4 separate regions of the Homo sapiens genome follow, and all the other regions are linked to region 1. Evidence: read pairs that join two places in POLR2A ChIA-PET (ENCODE). Cell type or tissue: MCF 10A. All regions are shown on one strand. Each heading gives the region's core, and the rest is flanking DNA. Links, peaks and the distances in the headings are about the cores only.

The links. ChIA-PET counts read pairs that join two places held together with the same protein. Peaks named below come from ENCODE experiments on the same cell type or tissue, not always from the same donor. Only the 100,000 strongest peaks of a DNase experiment are listed, where the experiment ranks them.
Region 2: POLR2A ChIA-PET joins it to region 1 with 5 read pairs; 9 of 35 experiments call an interaction of 5 or more read pairs at or near these places.
Region 3: POLR2A ChIA-PET joins it to region 1 with 6 read pairs; 6 of 35 experiments call an interaction of 5 or more read pairs at or near these places.
Region 4: POLR2A ChIA-PET joins it to region 1 with 5 read pairs; 4 of 35 experiments call an interaction of 5 or more read pairs at or near these places.

What each region holds. Positions count from the first base shown.
Region 1 is chr1:212,468,505-212,472,915 of GRCh38, forward strand. It overlaps LINC02771 (long intergenic non-protein coding RNA 2771), which reads right to left and starts at 4,374. Exons shown (of 3, transcript NR_183725.1): 1 at 4,173-4,374. RefSeq lists enhancers at 3,078-3,578, 3,579-4,079. In MCF 10A, for the core only: no CTCF peak of the experiment used is centred there; a DNase peak (open chromatin) is centred at 1,737.
Region 2 is chr1:212,587,356-212,591,766 of GRCh38, forward strand. It overlaps a transcript of ATF3 not described here. Among named protein-coding and RNA genes, the nearest start is that of ATF3, 19 kb to the right of the region's middle. In MCF 10A, for the core only: no CTCF peak of the experiment used is centred there; a DNase peak (open chromatin) is centred at 2,276.
Region 3 is chr1:212,038,190-212,042,600 of GRCh38, forward strand. All of the region lies in intron 1 of DTL (denticleless E3 ubiquitin protein ligase adapter), which reads left to right. Among named protein-coding and RNA genes, the nearest start is that of DTL, 4.6 kb to the left of the region's middle. In MCF 10A, for the core only: no CTCF peak of the experiment used is centred there; a DNase peak (open chromatin) is centred at 2,602.
Region 4 is chr1:212,028,543-212,032,953 of GRCh38, forward strand. All of the region lies in intron 1 of INTS7 (integrator complex subunit 7), which reads right to left. Among named protein-coding and RNA genes, the nearest start is that of INTS7, 4.8 kb to the right of the region's middle. RefSeq lists an enhancer at 2,259-2,308. In MCF 10A, for the core only: no CTCF peak of the experiment used is centred there; DNase peaks (open chromatin) are centred at 2,129 and 2,609.

The sequences.
Region 1 (4,411 bases), core at 219-4,218:
TCACTCTGTTGCCCAGGCTGGAGTGCAGTGCCACGATCTCGGCTCACTGCAGGAGGTGATTCTCCTGCCTCAGCCTCCCAAGTAGCTAGGATTACTGGAGGCATGCACCTCCAGGCCCAGATAATTTTTATATTTTTAGTAGAGATGGGGTTTCACCATGTTAGTCAGGCTGGTCTTGAACTCCTAACCTCAGGTGACCCCCCCCCACCCCCACCGCCTTAGCCTCCCAAAGTGCTGGGATTACAGGTGTGAGCCACTGCACCTGGCCTGGATTTCAGTGTTCTTATCTTTAAAATGGGATGGCCGGGCATGATGGCTCACACCTGTAATCCCAACACTTTGGGAGGCTGAGACAGGTGGATCACCTGAGGTCAGGAGTTTGAGACCAGCCTGGCCAACATGGTGAAACCCCGTCTCTTCTAAAAAATGCAAAAAAATTAGTTGGGCATGGTGGCAGGCACCTGTAGTCCCAGCTACTCAGGAGGCTGAGGCAGGAGAATCTCTTGAACCCGGGAGGTAGAAGTTGCAGTGAACTGAGATGGCACCATTGCACTCTAGCCTGGGTGACAGAGTGAGACTCCATCTCAAAAACAAATAAACAAACAAAAATTAAAATAAAATAAATAAATGAAAAATAAAATGGGGCAATAATACTTTGATTGCATTGTTGCTGTGAGGATTAAATCAGTAATGTATGTGAAGGACAGTGTCTGGCCCACAGTAGGAGCTCTCTAGGTGGCATTGTGGAGAGGCAGTGTGTTTAAAGCACAGACTCTGGAGCCAGATGATTTGGGTTAGAATTTTCTTTAGTAGCTGTCTGACCTTGGGCAAGTTATTTTGTGTTTCTGGATAGAATTTTCTTATCTGCAAAATGGGTTCACTGATGTTTCCACAGGGCTGTTAGGATGATCAAGTGGGATAGCACAGGTCAAGGACTTAGATAGTGACTGGCCTTTGTATTAAAAATAAATCAACTGGACTGGTGTGGTGGCTCATGCCTGTAATCCCAGCACTTTGGGAGCCCAAGGCGGGCAGATCATGAGGTCAGGAGATCGAGACCATCCTGGCCAACACGATGAAACCCCGTCTCTACTAAAACACACAAAAAAATTAGCTGGGCGTGATGGCGCACGCCTGTAGTCCCAGCTACTCAGGAGGCTGAGGCAGGGGAATCGCTTGAACCAGGGAGGCAGAGGTTGCAGTGAGCCAAAATCACGCCACTGCATTCCAGCCTGGTGACAGAGTGAGACTCCATCTCAATAAATAAATAAACAAAATAATAATAAATACATCAATATTTTATTAGAACCTTTCTGATGATGGTGAGCATGTGTCTGCTGTACCTGGAGGGCCTGGGGTGTGGTGTGGAGAAGTCAGAGCCTGTGTCCTGGTCTGCAGGAGAGTTTGACCCTATTCTGCCCACACCTGTCTGACTACTTTCTTCCTCAAATTTTTCCAACCTGGATCTTCTAACTTTTTCACCTTCCGTCTCCAGCCACTGTCTGCAATCTCCTCAGACACCTCTTGGTTAGCCCATGGCAGCCCCAGACCCTTGCGGGCAGAGCTGCTGGACTCATTGCTCTGCCTGGGAGGGGCCTGGGCCTGAGTAGCTCAGTGCTGCGCTGCCCTTGCCCTGCGAGCATGTACACTCGCCAGGCAGTCCCGGATGAATCACGCCCCACACCGAGTAGTTAGCCCAACTCGCAACAGAGGCCCTGTGTGCTGCTTTTGTGTGTAGTGTTTCTTTCCATTCCGTGAGTCAGAAAACACCGTCACGCAGCCATGTGATCTCCCTATCTTCTGCCAAGGAGCTATGTGCAAAGGATTGCTGGAAAACCCTCGAGGGATGAGGGAGGGCAGCCGTGACTGCCAAGAGGGAGGCTGAGCTGAGAGAACTGGAGAATGGAAGTCATCTCAGGAAAAGAGCGTTCCGAGGGGCTCTGGTGTGGTGAGACCAGAGACCCGCCCACAAAGGCAGCTGCTGGTGGGTGAAGGGCCCTACCTTGGCCACGTGTGGGTGGGATCTCTACCCCCTTGACCCCTGGAGTATAATCTGATTATTTTGTCTAATTGTAAATGGAAAGCTTGCTTATACAAAATTCCAGATCGATACAGAAAACTATAAAAAAGAAAGGACATATCTCCCACCTGCCACCACCAGATGCTGTATTAATCCAGTGAGACATTTTCCATTTGCCTTTGGGCGTGGACCTGCCAGGCTCCGGTCCATTGAACTCCATTGAGCTCCTAGCTGCAGCCCAGGTCTGTTCCTGCCCCGGTCCTGGGACTCTGTCCTTCCAAACACCACAGGGAGAGGTTCTCATCCCAACTTGGCCATTAGCTTGCTGTGTGCCCTTAGACAAATCACTCTGTCTGAGTCTTATTTGTCTCTTCAGTTAAAAATGAGATAATAGGGCTGGGCACGGTGGCTCACACCTGTAATCCCAGCACTTTGGGAGGCCAAGGCGGGCGAATCACCTGAGGTCAGGAGTTTGAGACCAGCCTGGCCAACATGGCAAAACCCCGTCTCTACTAAAAATACAAAAATTAGCCAGCCATGGTGGTGGACGCCTGTAATCCCAGCTACTTGGGAGGCGGAGGTGTGAGAATTGCTTGAACCCGGGAGGTGGAGGTTGCAGTGAGCCAAGATGGTGCCACTGCATTCCAGCCTGGGCGACAGAGTGAAACTGTTGCAAATAAAATAAAATAAAATAATAAAAAAATGAGATAATAATTGGGCAGACTTGTTGAGAAGGTGGAAGGCATGGGGAGATATGAAAATAACTGCAACATCACAAAAATCTCTTCAATGTATGAGAAGTGCTGGCTTGATGCCCTTTTCCCTGCCTCAGCTCATTTAACCCCAAGGGTGGTGTTGAGCCCAGCTCCTCTGCTCCACCATTGACTTGTCCATGTTGGCCGAAGGCCTTCCCCAGACACCCTAGGATTGGCTTAGGGCAGGGAGGTCTCAGGCTGTGGTTCTGACTGACCACTGAGACCCCATCCCTGAACACTGGCCAAGCCCTGGGGCCGGCACTCACCTGGTTCAGAAGAACTCAAAACCCTGTTTTGTTGCCAGTTTGGAGCCAAAATAACTGTGCCCCCTCCTCCCCCATGCAGGCACTCATCCCCACCATGGCTGGAGTAATAACCAAAGCCGTTCTTGCTCAGAAGCCTTTTCTGATTTCAGAAACCTTTGTAACTTTCCCAACTTGTTGTGTTATCTTTAGATTGTAGTGATTCTTGTAAAACAAAGGGTTTGCGTACTTACCCCAAGGATAATTAATGACACTATAAGAACGTTAGTTCAGCTGTTTGCAAACCACTCCTTGTATTCATTTCAGTAACACACCTATGAATTTATATATTGGAAATCATCGCCATTCCCGCCTTCTAGAAGAGTAAAAGGGGGCTCAGGGGACAAACGTCTCTTAGTATACAATGAGTATTCTGTGAGCCTATTTCCCATGCCTGCCTCCTGGCTCTGGGAGTGCGGAGCCAGCTGCAGGCTCTGTTCCCACTGGCCCACACCCGTCTTCAGGCAGGAAGTCCCCAGGACCAGCACAGCCCCTCCCCACACAGCGGCCTTAGCAGGGAGGGGTTCAGCCCCTCCAGGCTGATCCAGGGCTCAGGGCCCAGGTGGGTCGCTGCAGCGAATCCCCTCATTGGGCTCATCATCACCCGTGCTCATAGACTGTCCCCATGTAGATTCCGCAGATGGTGAACCTTCAGCTACCAGTGTGTGCGTCCAAGACTTTTCCACAAAAACAAGACATCGCAGAAACTCTCCCCGCCCAGGTTGTGTGTCTGGGCTCCAGCCTCAGTTCCCTCAATCTGAGGTCCTGCTCCCATTGTGTGTCCCTTGAACCCTGTCCAGGAGATGGACAGAGGCTGCCTGCCTGCTCCCGTTTCCACACCCTGGCCCCAGGATGCATCCTTCTGCCTACTGGACATTAGCTGCCACTTCCACCTGCAGCAAGGAGCCACGGTCACAAACCTTAGGCCCTGGGCCCTGCCTGATGGGTGAGACCATCCTTGTTGGTGGGGTCTCAGACTTGGTACCCGTCTCTGGTCCATCCTGATTTACTTGAAGGACACAGCCATGCCTCCCTACAGGCAGCAGCCGAGCAAGGACTCTAACCCAGGTCCTTTCGTGCCAGACCCCACATTACCTTGTTCATACTGTGGCAAGGACTGTGGAGCCAGGGTCCCTCAAAGCCAGCCTTGGGGTAGAGAAGAGAGGTGAGCTATGAAGAGGTGAGACAGCAGGCAGGTCCTGTGGAAGGCAGGAGGCCTCACAGTGGGAGAAGGTCAGTGAGGGTGATGGAGAAGTGGATTTGGGGAATCAACCAGGAGGGGCCCTGTGGGGCTCTCAGACCTATGGCCACTCTGGGGCTGCCTAGAGACTGTC
Region 2 (4,411 bases), core at 113-4,112, 120 kb after region 1:
TTCCTTTATGATATTGTTTCTATGGGAAAATATGTTTTGCATTCCAAACAACTGACTTGTGAGTGGGCTTTTGCAGAAGTCAGGATTGCTGCCATGGGGGTGGGTTATGTGACGCAAACCACAATCTCTAGTCTGTACCTCTTGTGACCAACCCACATGCTTAGAAGCCCACAGGCTGGACTCAGGGAAGCTGCCATTGGTCAAGGAACAAAGTTTTGCTAACACGGAAATACCCCAGAATATGAACTTAAAACACAGGGCAGAAAACAGTAAATAAAATCCAGCCTTTCCATTGAAATAAAATCCAGCCTTTCAAATGGAACTTCAGTTGTAACTCCAGTTAAAATGAAGCATTAACCGTTCATTCACTCACTCATACATATGTGTGTATCTCCTGCCTTTCGTCCCAAGTATCCTGCAAATAACTCTGCAGGGATTTAAAAAATGAATTATCTTAAAGGACAGACAGGACAGGAAGACAGATAACAGCAGACAAGAGATGTCAACAGAATTGTGGGAAATGGGGAGTGTGGGATACGGTGCCTGTACTTAGTTTAGCAATGCAGCAGTGCAAGCGAGGCACCTGCTGGGGCGGCGGGGGTGGGGGCGGGTTTCATTCCCTCTGTAGACCCCTGTGAGACTCAGCATGTGGGGTGACAGCGATTATGGGAGGTGAGTGAGAGGGAGAATGTTGAGACCAGGGAAAATTAGCCATTAAGTCTGACTCAATTTTGCTTTCCTCGGTAGCTTCTTCTACCCCTGCAGCCAGGTGTCTATCCCTCTCTCCTTGAGAAGCTTGTTTTAAGGAGACATTGAAACCCAACAGAAGAGGCTTAGGACTAGGAGACTCCCGGCAGGGTGTGGATTGGATGAAAACAAGGGGATTAATTGAAACTGCACGTTCTCCACTCCCCACCCTGCTCAGAAACAGCCCTAACCCGGCATGTTTCCACCAGCAACCACCAGGGAAAAGGTAGAACCAGTTGGCTCAAGAGTGAAGACAGGTTTGCTGACATTGTGTCCACCAATAAAGAATCACATCTCGTCACCCTAGGGTGTCACCACCGGGACACAAAATTCATTTCACACAAAGAGCTTTGGAGTCTCTTTTTAGCGCCTCATGCCTATCAGATTGGGGCAGCAGTAATTACCTTGTGGGTAGGATGAGAAGGACAGTTACTCTCTTTTTAAATTTAAATTTACTTTTTATCAAAGTAATACATGTACAGAGTTTAAAAACTCTAACAATACTATAAGGCTTATAATGAAAAAACAACAACCACAACAACAAAAAAACAGTCTCCCAGCTCATGCAACCCCACACCTGATTCCCACTCCCTGAAGGCAATTGCTTTCAATTCTTTTCACTGTATCTTCTCCATATTTATAAATCATGTGTGTATACTGCTCATTTCCTGATTTTTTCCATTTGGACATTATCTATTTCTTTCTTATTTTGGACATTTCGAATTTTGCTTTCTTCCTCCACCATCCACATAATCACTCCTTCAAATGCTCAAAATGATGCCATATTTTAGTCGCCTTCATACTTGGCAATAACTTCCTTTTCAAAAATATAAGTAATACATGTATATAGCTTTTTTGTGTGAATATGAAGACATATTTATATTTTTAAATAAAATTATTCTTCTAATCTGAAGCCATCTAAAATATAGCATCGCTTTGAACATTTGAACCCAGGTCATGAGAGAGAGTCTGTTTTTCTGCTTTCACTAGGCACATTCTCCTTGAAGTGGCCATGAGTGGTGACTGTGGCCGGGTGGAGAAATGTGATCCTAGCACACTCGGCATCACAGCACTCCCGGGTTGACACAGTCATAATAATGCAAACCTTGTCTATTAGCTCTCCACTCTTAAAATCAACCTACCCACAAAGCAAGGAAGACATGAGAATGGAAACAGAGCTCATTGTAAATGTTTTCATTCTTGATGCAAAATTAAAGGTACAAATAGCAGATAATGGGAGCAAGGGAGAGACAGAAGGGAACTGTGCTGATATCCTCAGCTAATGTACTAGGGAGTCAAAAGTTACTTTCTAGATGGAGGAAGAAATAGAAGGTTAAGTATATCATATAAGTGTACAGAGGGAACCCATAGAAGAACTAAATTATAAATAAAAAAGTTGGGGGAAAGGAATAAGAGATTATGTTCAATTTTATAGAGGTGAGTCCAAAGAGCACCTGTAATCCCAGCCATTTGGGAGGCTGAGGCAGGAGAATCGCTTGACCCCAGGAAGGTGGAGGTGGCAGTGAGCCAAGATTGCACCACTGCACTCCAGCTTGCACAACAAGAGTGAGACACCGTCTCAAAAAAAAAAAGAAAGAAAAAGAAGAAGAAAAAAAGAATGTCTTAAATTGACCAAGAAACTGTTTTTAAAAAGTCACATAAGCTAATTGATCGGTCCTGATCACTGACTCTTGGTCAACTTTTTTTTTTTTTTTTTAAGGAAAAAACAAAACTTCAGTTTAACGTTTCTGCAATGCAAGCTTGTGATTTATGATTACTCTCTAAGTGGATATCAGGATTGTTATGAAGACTTAAGGCCCAGTATTTTTTAATAGAATACTCATCTAGGATGTAACAGTGAAGCTGAGTAAACTATAACTGTTAAACTTAAGTTCCAGCTTTTCTCAAGTTAGTTATAGGATGTACTTAAGCAGTAAGTGTATTTAGGTAAAAGCAGTTGAATTATGTTAAATGTTGCCCTTTGCCATGTTACATTGAACACTGTTTGGTTGCATGTTGAAAGACATGCTTTTATTTTTTTGTAAAACAATATAGGAACTGTGTCTACAATTAAAAGTGAAACATTTTGGCATGTTTGTTAATTCTAGTTTCATTTAATAATCTGTAAGGCACGTAAGTTTAAGCTTTTTTTTTTTTAAGTTAATGGGAAAAATTTGAGACACAATACCAATACTTAGGATTTTGGTCTTGGTGTTTGTATGAAATTCTGAGGCCCTGATTTAAATCTTTCATTGTATTGTGATTTCCTTTTAGGTATATTGCGCTAAGTGAAACTTGTCAAATAAATCCTTTTAAAAACTGCAAAAAAAAAATGTCACATAAGCATACTTTTTGGAGTTAGGAAGTTCACCATCCAAATAATTTTTAAAAGAGGTCGTTAAAGGTAGTAGTCTCTGGTTGGTGGCATGTGTGTGGGGTGAGCCCTGCTAGTTTTCAGTATAAACACTTCCTTATAATCTGATTTCTTTTATCTCGTGCATATATTACTTCAATTTTTAAAACGTAACAGGTGGAAATACTCAAAAATTGAATTCAGTGTGAACACAGAGCCATAAATGCGGATACTCATTTTGCAACGGCCATCTGTATTATTGTGCCATCAGAAATTGCACATTTCCCAGGCACCACTTTGAATGGTAATATAAGCTTAATGGGTCTCCTGTTGAAAGACTTACCGAGTTAGCGTTGGATATGGGCAGCATTAGGGAAGCAGGATAATGTACTTTCATGGCTCTTACTATAAGGTAAGGGCGCCAACCACTTAGATGAGGAGGAAAGACCTCACAGAAGTGAAAAATATTCCTTTATCATGTGCCTGGTTTCTTGTGCATCTTTGCAAAGAACATGGCTCTTGGTAGCCTCTCAGTTTGTTGAAAGAATACAATTCATAGCAATACACACAAGACCGTCCACCATCTGATCCCAACTTTTTCAGCCGCCTCTTCCCCTGTATCCTGTACCAGGGACATGTGGCTGCTCTCCCTTTCTGGAGAGATACATACTCCTTTATGCTTCCATATCTTTGCATATTCTGATCCTCTACTTGGAATGCTTTTCCCCACCTTCTTAAGGGCATGTGTTAAGACCCATCTTCCTAACGGAGCCTCCTGCACCGCAGTCTCCCCAGGCTCCTTAGACAGAGAGGTCCTCTCCTGACTGTTCTTGCCAGCCTGTGACATTCTGTTCCTCAACTATATTCAACAACTGCCACCAGGCTCCTCTTGCAAGGGAGAAAATCTAAAGTGATATCTTGGCTTATGTCTGTGGGAAAAATATAATCCAGAAGCTCAGGAAACCAGTTGAGAAGGTCATTGAGATGTTCTGGCAAGAGCAGAGGTCAGGATGTAGTTTTGAAAATGTAAGTGCTCTTTAGACACTCGATGGCCAAGGATTGGCCATGGGGAATGCTCTCCATCCCCCCCGCCCCAGTCCATTGTGTGCACTCTTCCAATCAGCTGGGCTCAGCTACGTTTGTGGGCAGATTTGCACTGTATTCATTTATCCTTGATAGTAAGGCATTCTGCAGTCATTTTTAAACTTTTTAATCATGGGAATTTGCAAACGTACACATATAAATCCTCATATACCTGAAATCCAGCTTTAACGATTATCAATACTTTGCCAATCTTATCTCATCTCCCCT
Region 3 (4,411 bases), core at 193-4,192, 430 kb before region 1:
GAAGAGCATGTACAAACTCCACACGGCCAATGGCCTCAAACAGGAATTGATTTTTTCCTCATGAACAGTATAACGAAATGACATTGTACAAAATTATGTTATTGGAAGACTTCCTGTACCTGAGATTCATTTCTATAAAAGCTGTGTGGGTTGATTAGCACCTAGACGGTCAATCCCACAAGCATCTCAAACTCAAATACCCAAAACTGAACTCAGCTTTTCCCCCAAACCTGCAATATTACCAATTTTAGAGAGTGGCCTCATTATTTAAACCTGCCAGAAACCTGAGTAAATTAAAGACTTCTTCATCTTCCTCACAGTTACACATTCAAAACATTTCGTTAAAATCTCTTGAATCCATCCTCTCTTCTTTATCTGTTATGATTATGCATCTTTACTGTATGCTGGATGTGTTCTATTTTTACTATTCCATTTCCCTAGGTTGGGCCCTAATGCCTTCTTGTCTGGATTGTAAGAAGTCTCCCAGATGGCCTCCTAGTTTGTCTGTCTTCGGTTTATTCTCCACATTGCTGCTAATGATCCTTCTAAAATGGAAATCTGATTACTCTTCTGTGTATTTTTAAATTGATATCTAAAAGTTTTTATTATAAACTTAAACAAATGCAAAGAATATAATTTCTGACCATATTGGGAATATTGACATTTTAAAAATAAAAATGCTATATCACTCCTTTAAGTGTATCTAATATAATTTAAATACTATAGTGATTTGATAATCACATCATCCATTTTTTAGAAAAATACAAACTCCTCTTTATCTGCTGGACATTCCATATAGCTGCTTTTTCCTCTTGAATTTATTTCCATTTCATTTCTCCTACAGAATTTCTCCTAATGTAATTTAATTTTATGCTTGAAAAGCTCTTTTACTGATCACTCTGTCATACCCTTCTGTGTCAAAAAATGTGTTTAAATTGCTGTTTTCTGTCATAAGCCTCCAAGTATTAAAACTTCTTTATGGATTGAATTTTCAATTCAATTATTAGTACTATATGATTGATTAAAACAATATAGATTACCAATTTTGATAATTATTAACCAAAAGTAAAATTTTATTGGAAGTCCATCTTTTTAAAGAGATGAATTTGGGTGTTTATGGTCCCTTTATTGAAGGAATTATTTAATTATCTCTTAGTTAAGGTTCCACCAGTTTATTTGTTTTTATTTAAAAATATTTGATACCCAAAAGTTTTTATTCTTTGGATCAGTGCAAGGTTTAAGATTGGGGCACGGGAATGCCTTTCTTTTATAAAGTGGAAGAAAGGAAGTGATGAAGGGAAAGGGAAAAAGTGGTACCTCAACCTTCTCAGAGACATCAGGTTTTTCAGACAGGTGAGTTTTAGAAATGCGTATATAGTCATCCAATTGCTTATAAATGGAGATAACATTTTGAGAAATGCATCATTAGGTGATTTTATCATTGTGCAAACATCACAGAGTATAAACACAAAGCTAGATAGTGTAACTACTACACACCTAAGCTATATATTTTTCCTAGGCTATAAACCTGTGTAGCATATTACTGTATTGAATACCGTAGGCAACTGTAACACAATGGTAAGTATTTGTGTATTTAAACATAGAAAAGGTTCAGTAAAAATAGGATATAAAAGATAAAAAATGGTAACACCTGTGGAGGGTGCTTACTATGAATGGGAGCTTGCAGGACTGGGGGTTGCTGTGAGTGAATCAGTGAGTGAGTAGTCAGTCAGCACGAAGACCTGGGACATTATACTACTGTAGACTTTATAAACACTCTATACTTAGGCTGCATTAAATTGATTAAAAAATACTTTCTTCAATAATAAATTAACCTTAGCTTACTGTAACTTTTAAACTTACAAACATCTTAAATTTTTTAACTTTTTGACCCTTGTGGTAACAGGTAGCATAAAGCACAGACACATTGTATAATTGTACAAAATATTTTATTTCTTCATATTCTTATTCTATAAGTTTTTTTATTTTAAATGTTTTTCTTTTCTTAACTTTTCAAACCTTTTGTTAAAAACTAAGACACAATAGGAATTTTTAAGCTCCATTATAATGTTGTAAGACTACCATTGTGTATGCGGTCTGTCTTTGGCCAAAATGCCATTACATGGCATATGACTGTATATCGTAGTTGAGTACAGTAGTACCTCCTTATCCTTGAAGGATATGTTCCAAGACCCAACCCTATGTATGCTGTGTTTTTTACTATACAGACACATACCTATGATTAAGTTTAGGCACAGTAAGAGATTAACAATAACTAATAATAACATAGAACAATTATAACGATATTCTGTAATAAAAGTTATGTGAAGGTGGCCTCTCGGAATATCTCATGGTGCTATATACTTGCCCTTCTCATGATGATGTGAGATGATATAATACCTACAACATGAAGAGATGAAGTGAGATGAATGACGTAGGCAGGCACTGTGATATAACATTAGGCTACTACTTCCAACTATGTGACAGACAAAGCAGCTTCTATGTGATATAACATTAGGCTACTACTCCCAACTATGTGACAGACACAGCAGCTAAGTGACTAAAGAGCAGGTAACGTCTATGGCACTGCTACTCTGGACACAGGGATGATTCATATCCTGGACAGGTCAGGGTAGGACAGTGTGAAATTTTCTTGCCACTCAAAATGGCACACAATTTAAAACATGAATTGTTTATTTCTGGAATTTTCAGTTTAATAGTTTCAGACCGTTGTTGACTATAGGCAACTGAAACCACAAAAAGCGAAACCACGGGTGAGGGGTAACTACTGTATCTGGAAATTGAGTCTCTGAAAACTCTCATGTTCTTGTATACTACTTGGAATATGTGCATGTAACTCCAGGGGCTTAAGTTGTACAATGAGGAAATAATAGCTTTTTCCAAATGTGTTGTGGAGGAAAGCATTACAGTTTCATGTTCATAACACAATAAGGATCCAAAAGTAGCTTAGGGTGGTTCATCAGTGAAGTGTGTATTGCAGGGATTGCATAAGTAGAGGGGTAGGCAAGGACCAATCACTCACCATTCATTGGTGTTTGGATGTTAATTATAGGCAGTGAGGCAGAGTTAAAGAGTCATTGTTTAATTGTAAAAAATTGTAGGTTTTTTGGAGTGTATCATCTTCATTTCAACCAAGTTGTTCAAAAGTCCCTTTTGAGTTTTTATTTTGCAGTTGATTTTTTTTTTTAATTCCAAAACGTGTATATTTACATAACCTTTGAACAGAGGCTTTTGTTTTTACACACTTATTCCGTAGGTTAATACTTGTGACCTCAACATAACTATTGCATTTTTGGCGGGGGGGTGGGGGGTGGGGACGGAGTGTCGCTGTGTTGCCCAGGCTGGAGTGCAGTGGCGAGGTCTCAGCTCGCGGCACGCTCCGCCTCCCAGGTTCACTCTATTCTCCTGCCTCAGCCTCCGAGTAGCTGGGACTACAGGCGCCTGCCACCACGCCTGGCTAATTTTTTTTTTATGTATTTTTAGTAGAGACGGGGTTTCACCGTGTTAGCCAGGATGGTCTCGATCTCCTGACCTCGTGGTCCGCCTGCCTCTGCCTCCCGAAGTGCTGGGATTACAGGTGTGAGAGACCGCGCCCGGCCTATTGCATTCTTTTAGTGGTCTTTAACAGCTCCTTTACAATGATATGTGATGCTGAAATTATGACGTGATGGCCCCAGAACTAATTAAATTTGGATTAAATTTCTTTGGTGCCCTTCTGTTGATTCATTCAGATTATGTCTATGAACATCCAAATGTAGATTTGTCTGAGGTTATGTCAGGCTAAGATGTATTCTCCACATAGTACTTTTGATGAAAAGTGAGGATTCAGAGTACCCTAAAATGTGAGTTTGTTAATTATTTAAGATGCTTTCAATAGATTGTAAACTCAGTGTTTCCTCCAATGCTTATTGAACATTTGGTTTTCAGTAATTACTTGTTGAATGAATGTTTATTTTATATATTTAAAATGTCTTGATCACAAATCAGTATAATAAAAACAAATCTCTGAAGATGTCTTTACTATGTAGGAGCATAGTGCACATTAGACCTCTGACCCAAGCAGAATAAACTTTTCTTCTACCCTGAGTCTCTTGTTCTCTGTTCTAAATTCAGTGAAAATTTACCCATCTTTCAAGACCTCCTGTAAAGACTCCCTGACCCACTACCACTAGCCAGGGCTAATTAAATGTTTTCTAGGGGTAGGTACATAACACTTCACTTTACAATTTCTCTAATATAATTTAAGGTACTATAATTGCTGCTATTGACATTTTAGATTCCTACAATTTCAGCACTAAAGGAAAACAGAAGTAAATTTGGTGAATATGTTACTGGCTATAGTAGCTGCATTGACATATTATTTTCTTTGGCTCTTTGACCATTGGATTTT
Region 4 (4,411 bases), core at 106-4,105, 440 kb before region 1:
TGGAACCTTGGATGTGAATTTAAAGTACTGGTAAGAAAGTAAATGCAGTTAATAAAATGAAGGACCATGAAATCTAAGCTGAACAAAGAAGTAAAACAGGTACAGAAATGTAGAGAGGTGAAATACCGAGGTCTGAATGAAAATAAAGACTAGCCAAAATAGCAGTTAATCATAATGATAATGATGATACACATGAAGTGCTTATTCTGTGCCAGTCACTTTAAGCACTTTGCATGTATTAAAGTCTCACTAAAAATCACATAAATTAGGTACCATTATTTTCCCCATTTGAAAGGTGAGGAAACAGGCACAGACAAGCTAAGCAATTTGCGTAAGAAACAACAATGCTGACAAATGACAGAGCTGGGATTCAAATTCTGGCAATGTAGCTCCAAAGGCTATAGTGCTAACCACTATGCTAAAATGCATCTCTAGCAAGCAACTAGAAAGAAAGAGATTAAGATTCAAGAATGAGACATTTAAATTAGTGATTAAATGGTGGAATTCTGAGGTGATGAATTCTAGGGAATTAGGGGAATACCATAAATTATGGTAAACTTGGGGTTTGGGATACACATTAATCAAGTTTTCAAAACAGCACAAATCTCCAAGTAGCATCTATCAGCAGTTCTTAGCTGCAAGCAACAGAAGCTAACTCTGGCTTATGAGGCAGAAAATGAGTTTATTAAAAGCTTAAGAAACAATTTTAAGGCTAAATTTCTAGGAACACCTAATACCACACTACCCAACCAACTGGATGGAAGAACCCTGTCTTTGATAGGAAACACCAGATGCAACAATTAGCTCTGCTGTCATCTAGGAATATCGTAGCCATTGTTGTTGCTGCTGTAAGCTAGAAATACTGCTGCTGCCATGGCAGAACTGTGAGTGGACACTTCAACTCTTCCTTCTTGCATCTCTAACTTCTAAATCAGACAGTGTGAAGGAGGTGTGTCTGACTGGCAGAGCCTAAGTCAGATCCTGCACTCTTGCAAGGGAAACTAGGAAATAAGTTTTTGCTTCTACCTTAGTAAGACAAGGTTCATGATATGGGACATTCCTTAAGCATAAAAAGAGTGTTCAAAATATATTAAGCAACCATCAACATAACTAACATCCACTACAAAGAACACCACAAATAAAGCATTACCAAACAAACACAATTTAGGACAATTTGTGACATACATTTGCTTTAGCTAAGAGATGAGGATGATTCAAAATTGAACCATAACACGAACATATCTTAAAATCTATACATTAATAAAAGGTGTGTGGGGGGACATGGGTAGAAACATGAACACAAACATACAACCCACAGCTTAAAAAATTGATGGCAAAGCCCATTTTTATATTTAAAAAGCAGAAATAGAAACAAGTAAAATGACAGTGAAAACTAATGATGCATTAATAAGGCAGCATCCATCCCCCAAATTTCAGAAAATGTCTGTAAACGTACATGGCAAGATGTATGCAACATCATCCAGTATGCACATGAGAATACTAATCTAGAATTCTAAACAAATTTGAGTTTATGGATACCAACTTCTAGGAATATTTAATAACCCACTTTGCAAATTCCAAGACAGTAAATCTTAGTTATATATAAGAATGAGTCTGTGGGTTTCAGTAAAAACTTGAATTTTTGGATTAGTTCATAGCCCATCAAGGAATTACCAACCAGGCTGCTGGTTTTTATGTTGCATTAAGTTGCCCAGAGTCTCACCTTAGCTTCAATTCTACATGATTTTTTGTTTTTTTTTTTTGAGATGGAGTTTCATTCTTGTCGCCCAGGCTGGAGTGCAATGGCATGATCTCAGCTCACTGCAACCTCTGCCTCCTGGGTTCAAGTGACTCTCCTGTCTCAGCCTCCTGAGCAGCTGGGATTACAGGTGCCTGCTACCACCCCCGGCTAATTTTTGTATTTTTAGTACAGATGGGATTTCACCATCTTGGGCAGGCTGGTCTCGAACTCCTGACCTCAGGTGATCCGCCCGCCTCGGCCTCCCAAAGTGCTGGGATGACAGGTGTGAGTCACTGCGCCCGGCCTAATTCTATATGATTTTATAGGTCCGCTTCTCAACACTCTCAGACTAAGTGTGGTCTGGCAGCAGAGATTCTCAGGAGAAAGAATTTGACTCAGTGTGGGTCACATGCCTACTTCTGAATCAATCAGTTATGGTATGGAATTAGTCACCTGGAACAAATCTGGCTGCTGAGGCCTTTCTCTTGAGGAGGGCCTATGAAGATACTTCCCCAAAGGCCTCATATTTGTTTACTGAAACACCAACAACATCTGAGCCATATCGATAATGTAAAAGCAATCTGTGGTCTTTCTTGACAAACTTTCTTGATGGTCTGAGAATTCAGGTATTTTGGAATACAGGTGAGGTGACACCGTCTAAGGGGGAAATTAGAGTGCAGAGACAGTTGTCCTGATTCACATCATTTCTCTATTTCATAACTAAATTTTTCATTAAGCACACCATCAAGGTTTTTCACACAGCATTACATTCACCAGCACCTCTAGTAACAAATCTATCCTCTATATTTCCTCCCTTCCCATTGCATCAGCTGCAAGAAAGGGAATGAGTCACTGCTCTCTTCCCCATTGCTTTCATCTCATCCTTTCCAAGGTCAACATTGCAGAAGGCAGATAGGCTGAATAATATCATTTAAGAGACTCCTCTTTTCCCAGGGGGAAGGAGATCTTGCATAAGTTTTCCCAAATCATCAGGATAACCTTCCATCAGCTGATCTAAAAATGTTTAGACTAAGAAATTATATTAGTGAAAAAGTTACACTAATTTTTGTGAGATGCATCCTTTATATTGCCAATTATGTATAGTAATGATCATATCATGAAATGTGTCAGATAAACATAAGCTGTAATGTATTTGATTATGACACTTAACTCTGCTTGTGTATGCTCAGTCTTACAGAAGCTCAAGCAGCATGGCCATCAGCCTACAACTTTCAATGCCTTCCCATTGCACTCTGCACAAAATCCAACTTCTTGTCCTGACTAACGGCACCACATTTGATCTAGCATTGTCCATCTCCTTACATTTGTATGCAATCTCCTTAAAGATGTCTTGTTTGCCAACATAGCCCCTAGTCTGAGTATAGAGCCTGAGACAATGCAGGTGGTCAGTAAATATCTGTTGAGTAAATGAATGGCTATCACATGAAGGATGATTTTCCTGTTACTAACTACATCCTAAAGTAATGGAATTGAGTCAGCTTCAAAATAGTATTCACTTATTCCTATAGAGATCAGAAACAATCAGCTTACTGCCAATGCTTGCTCAAAAGGCTCAGAATAAAGTACAACAGTTATAAATATATAACAGGTTATGAATGGCAGCATTTCCTGAGTGTGTTTCTAAGGACACCAGTGCCACAAAATATTTCTTTAAAATAGCGTTCAAAGGTTACATCTTATGCCTAACTGACTAATCATCTCCATTTGGATGTCTAAGAGACATCTCAAATTTAACATGACCCAAACTGATTTGATTTCAGTAAACAATACATACATCCTCCCAGTAGCTCATACCAAAAACCTCTAAGTTTTCTTGACCACTTACTCTTATATCCTCATCTAATCCATTAGCAAATCTTCTTGGCTCTACTTTGAAAGTATATCCAGAATCTCAGCACTTCACACATTTTCAGTGTCACCATCTCGGTCTAAGCCACTATTTTCTTTTCCCTGGATTGTTATAGTTGCCTTCTCATTGGTCTCCCTACTTGGGTCCCTGACCCTCCCCACTTCAGTCTATTCTCAGCACAGTAGCCAGACTGATACTTTTCAAAGGAAAGTCAGATCATGTCACACACCTGCTGAAAATCCTCCATGGTTTCCTTTCTCACTCAGAATGAAAGCCAGTCCTTTTGATGGCTTGCACGGCCCTACCTGAACGGGACTCTGGTTATCTTTCTTTTTTTTTTTTCGAGACAGTCTTGCTCTGTTGCCCAGACTGGAGTGCAGTGGTGTGATCTCGGCTCACTGGAAGCCCCGCCTCCCAGGTTCACGCCATTCTCCTGCCTCAGCCTCCCAAGTAGCTGGAACTACAGGTGCCCACCACCACGCCTGGCTAATTTTTTGTATTTTGTTTAGTAGAGACAGGGTTTCACCATGTTAGCCAGGATGGTCTCGATCTCCTGACTTCGTGATCCGCCCGCCTCAGCTTCCCAAAGTGCGGGGATTACAGGCGTGAACCACCACGCCCGACTGACTCTGGTTATCTTTCTATACTCATTGCCTATTACTTTGCTCCAGATAACTGCATGCAAAGGAGGCTTCTACCTCAGGGCCTTTGTACTTGCTGTTCTTCCACTTGATTGAGGAGGTCTTTCTTGCCTATACTTCATAAAATAAGAAATCAACTCCAGCCCCAGATCAGTTTTC